2 separate regions of the Mus musculus genome follow, and region 1 is linked to region 2. The links are chromatin contacts, found by POLR2A ChIA-PET in ENCODE. All regions are on one chromosome and are shown on one strand. Each heading gives the region's core, a stretch centred on a gene start or an enhancer-like site at or near the end of the contact. The rest is flanking DNA. Distances are from core to core; before and after follow the strand shown. Region 1 holds the start of Wdr34 (WD repeat domain 34). Region 2 holds the start of Odf2 (outer dense fiber of sperm tails 2).

Evidence for each region. ChIA-PET counts read pairs that join two places held with the same protein, here RNA polymerase II (POLR2A).
Region 1: POLR2A ChIA-PET joins it to region 2 with 14 read pairs in embryonic stem cell. The contact joins the promoter of Wdr34 here to the promoter of Odf2 in region 2. POLR2A ChIA-PET finds 5 or more read pairs at or near these places in 3 of 5 experiments (Patski and embryonic stem cell).

The regions. Positions count from the first base shown.
Region 1 is chr2:30,047,296-30,051,698 of GRCm38, reverse strand. Wdr34 (WD repeat domain 34) reads left to right here and starts at 2,820. Exons shown (of 9, transcript NM_001008498.2): 1 at 2,820-3,015. The coding sequence starts at 2,830.
Region 2 is chr2:29,887,838-29,891,914 of GRCm38, reverse strand. Odf2 (outer dense fiber of sperm tails 2) reads right to left here and starts at 1,925. Exons shown (of 21, transcript NM_001369060.1): 1 at 1,704-1,925; 2 at 913-1,149. The coding sequence starts at 944.

The DNA of each region.
Region 1 (4,403 bases), core at 1,571-4,070, 160 kb before region 2:
CTGCATGAGATCTTGCTTCAAAAAACCAAAGGCCTGGTACGATGTTGCATGCATCTGGAAGGTAGAGAGCCAGGCTCTGAGTTACAGGCCAGCCTTGATTATTATATAGTGCATTCCAGTTCAGCCAGAACTACAATAAGACCCTGTTTTGAAAACAAAACAAACAAAAAATCAAGGATTAAAAAAACAAAAAAAAACAAAAACAAAAAAACCCAAACTGAACCTTTTTTGTTTTCTCTTGTCTTTACATCTCAAATGGAGATAATAGGCCTGAGCACCATTTGGAGCAGTCTTCTTCCTCTTCTTCTTCTTCTTCTTCTTCTTCTTCTTCTTCTTCTTCTTCTCCTTCTCCTTCTCCTTCTCCTTCTTCTCCTTCTTCTCCTTCTTCTCCTTCTTCTCCTTCTTCTCCTTCTTCTCCTTCTTCTCCTTCTTCTCCTTCTTCTCCTTCTTCTCCTTCTCCTTCTCCTTCTCCTTCTTCTCCTTCTTCTCCTTCTTCTTCTTCTCCTTCTTCTTCTTCCCCTTCTTCTTCTCCTTCTTTCCCTTCCCCTTCCTTCCCCTTCCCTTTCTTCTTCTTCTTTGTTTTTTTTTTTTTTTTTGAGACAGGTTTTTTGTTTTTTGTTTTTTTTTTGTTTTTTTCTCTGCATAGCCCTAGCTGTCCTGGAACTCACTCTGTTGACCAGGCTGGCCTCGAACTCAGAAATTCGCCTGCCTCTGCCTCCTGAGTGCTGGGATTAAAGGCGTGCGCCACCACTTCCCAGCCATTCCTTCCATTTTCAAGCTATCTTCAATATATACAAACATCTCACTTCTGCTAGGGTAGAATCCAGTCCCCCAGACACTAGGCTGATTTATATTCTCAGGGCTAGCCTTATCTTTATTGAGCTGGTTTTCTTTCTTTCTTTCTTTCTTTTTTTTGTTTTTTTGCTTTTTTTTTTTTTTTTTTTTTTTTCAAGACAGGGTTTCTCTGTGTAGCCTTGGCTGTCCTGGAACTCACTTTGTAGACCAGGCTGGCCTTGAACTCAGAAATCTGCCTGCCTCTGCCTCCCAAGTGCTGGAATTAAAGGCATGTGCCACCACCGCCCGACAAGCTGTTTTTCATATTTGATGCCTTGAACTCTCTCCTTTCCCTTGACCAGGTGAAGAAAGCCTCTTCTAAGCCTCTTTGTCCAGTTCAGCTGGACGTAGTTGGTTCCAAGTCTGTTTTAAGACATTACTCTAGGACTTTCACAGCTTTGGGCTTTTTAAGTGTGATTAAAAAAATTATATCTTATTATTTTTATGTTTATGGATGTTTTGCCTGCATGTGTGACTGCACGTCAAGTGCATGTCTAGGGCTTTCAGAGGCCGGAAAGAGTGTCAAATCTCCCTGGAACTGGACTTGCAGACAGTTATTAGCTGCCACGAGGGTCCTGGGAAGTGAACCTGAGTGTCTTGGAAAAGCAAGCAGCCAGTGTTCTTAATCTTTGAGCTCTGAGTATGATTTTTGGAATCCTTGGTGATGTTTGCAAAGCAGTCCTTGTTAGGAAGACTTTTCTATGGCTTTTTATTATCCCTCCCAGTGCTGCTAATCTAATCGGCCTTCCTGGCCTTGGCTGCTCTGCTGAGGGGCATCCTGTCCCTGGGTGGTGCACTGAGAACAGGACCACGGCAGGCTTCCTAGTCTCAGAAAAGAGGAAATAGACCCAGAGGCCTAAACTAGCAGATGGTTGTCTAGAGGCTCCAGGCTTGGTTTGGGGGATCAGGCAAGCCACCTGTAAGATCTTACTGGGTGACTTTGGACGATTCCATATCTGACTGTAAGAGGCACAGGAGTAATAACAATTGAGCTATAGGGGTAGTTCATTGGTAGAACATAGGAGCTGGCATGCAGAAAGCCCGGGGTTCAACCCCAGCACTTCAAAAAGCAAACCAGCTAACTAACAAGCAAGCACACGGAAGGCTAAGGATTTAATAAGATAAACACTCATTTCTAAGCCTCTGCCGGCAGTGGTGGCGCACGCGTTTAATTAATCCCAGCACTCGGGAGGCAGAGGCAGGCGGATTTCTGAGTTCAAGGCCAGCCTGATCTACAAAGTGAGTTCCAGGACAGCCAGGGCTATACCGACAAACCCTGTCTCGAAAAACAAAAGAAACAAACAAAAAAACCCAAACAAACATAAGCCTTTGGGTGCTTGGCTTGACACACTATAGGCACGCACTAACTTGTAGTTAACATTTCGTGTGTGTTGAGGACTGAACCTGGGGCCATCTATCATTGAGATCAACTTCTCCTGTGGTTAGTCTCGAATTTTAATTTAACAAGCATTTTATTTTATTGTTTATGTAAATTTATTATTAGGCCTCCCATCCATTCAATCCCACGTTCGATCTGTGTATGATCTATTTCATTCCATTCATTGGAAATGATGCCAACTCAAATGGCGCAAAGTACAGTTCTGGAGTAGTCGGCTGCTTCCAGCCCGGCCGGTTCTCCGGACCAGCATGGCCCACTAGGCCTGCGGCGGTCCTGCCTCTGCGCCCGGCCGCTCAGCGCCATCTTTGAACCTGGAGCCCACGCCTCACTTCCGCTCTTTTCCTTATACCACGAAGAGCTGTTCCGGACCCCCAAATGGCCTCTGGGCATAGGGCAATCCCAAATCGCTGCGGTTTTGTTGTATTGGCTGATAAACATTTTCATTATTTTTCTTCTGGGCCTTAAAGACGATGCTGTAACCAGTTCAAAAACGGCGCCCACAGCTTCACTTCCTCTCGTCGGACTTCCGTTTGTGGGGGGCGAACCCGCTAAGGTCACGTTCCAGGGCGCAGGCGCGAGAGGGCGGGACCGTCGCCATGGCAATGTGCGCGTCGCCCAGGCCTTTTCGGCGCGTTGGAAGCGCTGGAGCTGCTGCCCTGGCTGCTGGCGGGGCTGGCGGCGCCGAACGGCGAGGGCGGCCTGCGCCTCTTCAGGATGAGACCCTGGGCGTGGCGTCCGTGCCCTCGCAGTGGAGGAGCGTCCAGGGGATCCGCGGGGAGACGGTGAGGGCGCGGGCCCGCTATGGCAGCGCGGGCGGGAAGGCCTGGCGCAGCGTTGTGTTTTCACGGCTTTTTTGTTTTTGTTTTTTCGAGACAGGGTTTCTCTGAGTATCCATCCCTAGCTGTCCTGGAACTCAGAGATCCGCCTGCCTCTGCCTCCCAAGTGCTGGGACGAAAGGCGTGCGCCACCACTGGTCCGCGTGTTTTCATGTTTTAATGAAAAAACTCACAGATGCTTTCGCGTTAGCCTTTTTTTCGGTCTCTGAGGAGAAAGAAACCAACCAACGAAAACAAACAACAACAAAAGCAAACCAGGACAACAGAACTCTTAGGGGTCCCATGCTGTCGTTAAATGACATGTAGTTAATTTACATGGTGGATCGTGCACGTGTCACAGCGCCTGTGGAGGTCAGAGGAGAACTTTACACAAGGTTGTTATTTCTTTGCACCACGAGGGGCCTGGGAATCCAACTCAGGGTGTCATGCTTGGCTAAGTGCCCTTACCAGCTGAGCCATTTTTGGAAGTTTTTTTTTTTTTTTTTTTTTTTGTGAATAGCAGTTTTTAGGCATTTCAACTTGACATTATTGGTGTTTGAAATGGTCAGATACCTTGAGGGCTAGCTTGAACGGTTTTCTATGTTCCTTTGTTGTTGTTCTTTTGTTTGTTTGTTTGCTTTTGTTTTTGTGAGACATGAGTTTCACTGTGTGCCCTGGATGTCTTGAAACTTGCTCTGGAAACTAGGCTGGCCTTGAACTCAGAGATTGCTGGAATTAAAGGCCTCTCTCACCACTGCCCTGCTATGGTTTTCTAGTGTAACCCAAAAACATACAAATAATGAGATAACGGAGGCCTGATGCTGACCAACTGGTGTGTTAGGGATTCATCAGCAGGGAACCTGGAGATAGCTGCTTTCCCGGTGGTTGCAAGGATTACAGTAAGCCATGTATGTAGACAATGTACTGTAATGCCACATCGGTGTGTCATGTTACCGACAGAGCAGGGCTGAGGAACTGTTGGAAAAATGGATGTTGAGTGGCATTTGAGAAGACCAGATCAAGCGTGAGCACTGGCCGACTCTGGAGCTGGGGTCAGCACATTTGTTTGAGGTGTTGGAAGGGGCTGGAGAATCCTTGAGGAAAAGGGAGAGTGGTCCCAGGTTAGGCCAAAATGGGTAAGTAGAGACAGGTCAAGTAAAGTCTTGAAGAACTCACAAACGAAGACTGCTGTTGACCAGTCTGCCTCCAACCCAAGCCCCAGTGGTGCCTGCAGTCTTGTCTTGAGCCTTGTGGGCCTATGGTCTTATGCCCTGATCTGCTCTGTGTTCCAGGCCCTTCTCCGTGCCCTGGGACGTGGAAGCCCTTGCCGTGGAAAGCAAGAAGCGTGACCATGT
Region 2 (4,077 bases), core at 676-3,175:
GTCATCTCCAATCAGGTGACCCAAAAAAAAGCTGCCAAGGCACCAGTCTCAACAAGGGTTACAGTCCCCAAGCTCCTCTGGGGAAGCGTTCAGTGACAGGTTAACCTAAAACATGCAGCTCAGGAGCAAAGTCACTGGGACACCAGCTTGTAAAAGGAAGGCTCACACCCTTGCTGAAGCATACGAAGACCCCACTTCCCAACGTGGTCCACTCACTGCCCACACCAGAGCCTTGCTTGTACATATGCAGCCCAATACGACAAGTGCAAAACAGCCAATACTGTGCTCCAGACCAGCAGTCCAGCCAGAGTCCCGGCTGGGGGAGAACGGTCTGCAATGGTTAAAGCTAACCTAGCCCACTGCCTCCTCACAGTTCCCAGATAGCCTTCTGCCGACCTCACCAGCTCTTCAGGGGGAAGACTGAAACCTAAAGCAACAGCACCATGGTCTGCACTCTGCTCGGCTCACAAACAACTACTGAGCGAGCCGGACGGCCACTCGGAAGAAGACTGTTCAAAGTAGAACCTCAAGTTTTCCCCCCTTCTACTTACTTATAATATCTCTGCTCACTTTAACACTAGTTTAGAGGTGCCATGGTGGGAAACGCTTTTAAGCCACCACATGGGACGTGGAGAAAGGAGAATCGGGAATTCAAGCACAACCTTGACTACCTAGTGAGTCTGAAGCCAAGCTGAACTCAAAGCATTAAGAGTGATCTTGTTTGCTACTAGTAAGCTGTAGGCGGGGGAGGGGAGTCTTTACTCCTCCCCTTTCAAAGTCACTTTCAAGTGTTTTGGGTCCAGACTTTCAGTACCTGGGAAACTAAAAAAAAGTTTCCATTGAGCCTGGCCTGGGGAGCCCTGACCACCTTTCCCTGCCCTACTGCAAAGGCGCCCCCCACATTGGCTGTACCTGGGGGAGCCGCCTGAGGATGAGGCAGACATGGTTAAGCATCAAAGCCGCAAAGATGGGCAATTGGGTCGGCAGGCTCTGCTCAGGGGGACCCAGAGGGGCTGGCCAATGAGAATCTCAGGGGCCGGGCATCAAACGTCCTCTCTCTGAGGGGAGGAGGGTGGAAGCTTTGGGGGTGGCAGTTGGATGAAAACTTGGGAGGCGCTCCTCTACTGTCCAAGTCGCACAGCAACTGTCCTGCCAAAGTGGGGAGGGAGGGAGACAGGAGAGGCTGAGCGACCTGCGGGGTGCCGAGTGCGCCGCCAGGAGGCAGGTGGAGGGCGCGGCAGGACAGTGAGGGGCCACGTCACTGAAAGGAGGACAACGACCAGCATGCCCAGACCCCACCCGGGAAGAATAGCGGGCCGACGGCTACTAGGGTTTAAACCTGAGGGCTGCCTGGAGTGCGAAGAAGGTGAGAACTGCTAGGCCCCAAGTGGGCCCCCCAGGGGCGGGAACCCGCACAGGGAGCTGGAGGGATCTTCGGGACAGTGCCTGGGCAACTGTCTCCTAGGTGAAGGGGCGTTCCCGGCAGAATAGCTACCAGGGAGAACCAATAGATGGAAGGGGTGGAGCGGCGGCCTAGGCGGGGCGGCATGGAGAGCCAGACCGCTCCTGGATCACCCACATCCCTGGAGCTGGTCTGGAGGGTCCCCGGAGGCCTGCCCACCCCGAGCGCATGTAACTGCTGCGGCCCAGTCCGCAGAGAGCAGGGGTGGCCTCCGGGGAGGATGGGGCGCACGGCCACCCACCAGCGGGCAAGAGGGGACGGGGTTCTGCCCATAGAAGGGCGCAGCCCTGCCCGAGGACAGCAGAGGAGGGAAAGAGCGCTGCCGATGGCCCGGAGAGGACGGAGGCGGCCGGCCCGCCCGTTAGCGGGAGGAGGAAGGGCCCGCGCCCAACGAGGAGCGGGGCGGGCCGGGTTCGGACGCAGGAAGGAGCGCGCCTAGACTCGGGGACGGTGCCCGGTCGAGCCAGCCCCGGGAGCGCGGGGCTTGAACCCGCGGCACTCTACGCCCTGCCCCGCCGCGTGGCCTCTCACCAAGAGCGGCACGGCTGCGCCCAGAACCGTCTCCTTATGAAGTCGTTGAAGTCGGAGGCCAGGGTCGTGCCATGGAGACGCCGCGGCGGATGCAGTCCGGCTCCCGCGGCGGCTCCTCCCCGCTTCCGCCTCCTTTTCCGACAACCGGTCGGCAGCTCGCCCATTGGCCAGTTCAAACCCCCCCCGGAGCCTCTCGGGTTTCGCCATTTAGGCCCAGCCCCCAGCGTCACAGAGATGCCCCGCCCCACACGGGGACGCTCCGCCCACTTCTGGGTCACGAGGCCTGTCCACCGCCCCGTCGTCAGGGAGACACGCGACGCCTCCCGCGCCAGCCGGCCTGGTCTTGCCCCACCGTTCAGGCCACCGAGTCCCCTCCGCCATTTTGCCCTGGTCCTCCTGAATCCTGAACCCTAACGCGCTCCCCTCGAAACACAGGAGGAAGCTGGACGCAGAGGGCGTCTGTACAAGCGACAGGCTGGGGCTTCTGGAAAGCCATTCCTATGCCTCGGCCGCTCAGTGCAGACAACTTGTGCACACTCCACAAACTGTACCCCTCTCCCACACGCCCCAAACCGAAGGAAGAGGCCGCACTCCCCACGCCCCTGCCGCCCTCCCGCACACCGTACGCCGCTTCTATACGGACCTGCTCTGCTGAGGTTCTCTCTGCTGAGCCGCCATCTTCTCAACTATGCTTCCCTGTTAGCCAATCGTGGGGGACTGTCACGAGGCTCACGTTCCCGCCCTGGATTCTGGGAGACTTTAACAACCTCCGGGCTGGGTAGACCTCATTTCCTTGACACCTTAACTCCAACACAGTAGTTGTGCTCCCACCAGCTCCTCCCTGGAGCGTGAACTACCTTCCCACCTCCACAGCCGGCAGGGCAGTCTTACCATGTCATATTTGTTCGTCAACCCTTGACGGTTCATTTTGTGCGTGCAACCCTGGCTGGCCTGGAACTTGCTGCGTTTGAGCAGAAATCTGCCTATCTCTGCTGCTTGCTGGGGTTATAGGAGTACACCAGCAAGCCGAGCCTTTCTTCTTCTTCTTCTTCTTCTTCTCCTTCTCCTTCTCCTTCTCCTTCTCCTTCTCCTTCTCCTTCTCCTTCTCCTTCTCCTTCTCCTTCTCCTTCTCCTTCTCCTTCTTCTTCCTTCTTCTTCTTCTTCTTCTTCTTCTTCTTCTTCTTCTTCTTCTTCTTCTTCTTTCTTCTTCCTTCTTCTTTCTTCTTCCTTCTTCTTCTTCTTCTTCTTCTTCTTCTTCTTCTTCTTCTTCTTCTTCTTCTTTCTTCTTCCTTCTTCTTCTTCTTCTTCTTCTTCTTCTTCTTCTTCTTCTTCTTCTTCTTTCTTTCTTCTTCCTTCTTCTTCTCCTCTTCTTCTTCTTCTTCTTCTTCTTCTTCTTCTTCTTCTTCTTCTTTCTTTCTTCTTCCTTCTTCCTTCTTCCTTCTTTCTTTCTTCTTTCTTCTTTCTTCTTTCTTCTTTCTTCTTCTTCTTCTTTTTTTCATGCCAGTAATCTCAATGAAGGAGGGAGATGGCCATGAGTTAGTTGAAGGCCAGTCTGTATCCCTCAGTCCTACCTATCTCTACCATCCTGAGGTTCCGCAAGAGCATACAGCTGGGGACAGGAACTCCGAGTTAGAACCCTTGCCTGACCTGAGCAAAATCCTAGATTCAATTTTCAGTAACACGTGCGTGTTATAATCTCCACGAATCATTGTCTCCACTCTGTCCAGCAGTTCTCTCTAGACAATTACCAACAGAGGCTTTTCCAAACTTTTGTCTCTTCTGCATTCCATACATCAAGTTCCCTATTTCATAGAGAAAAAATCTACCAAATGAAATTCCCTTAATATCTACACACTTTCCCACCCTTAGCTGCCCTTCTGGTCTGCCTTCAGATGTATGTGTGCTTCTTGCTGCCTAAGATAAACAACCTGCTTCAAGGTGCAGCTCAAACATGTCTGTAAAGTGTCTCCTTTGTAAACACGATGGTACATAGCTATAATCTCAGAATTCTATCAGGAGGCTGAGACAAGTTGATTTGGTCAGGAGTTTGAAGCCAGCGTGGTCTACATAGCAAGACTTTTCGA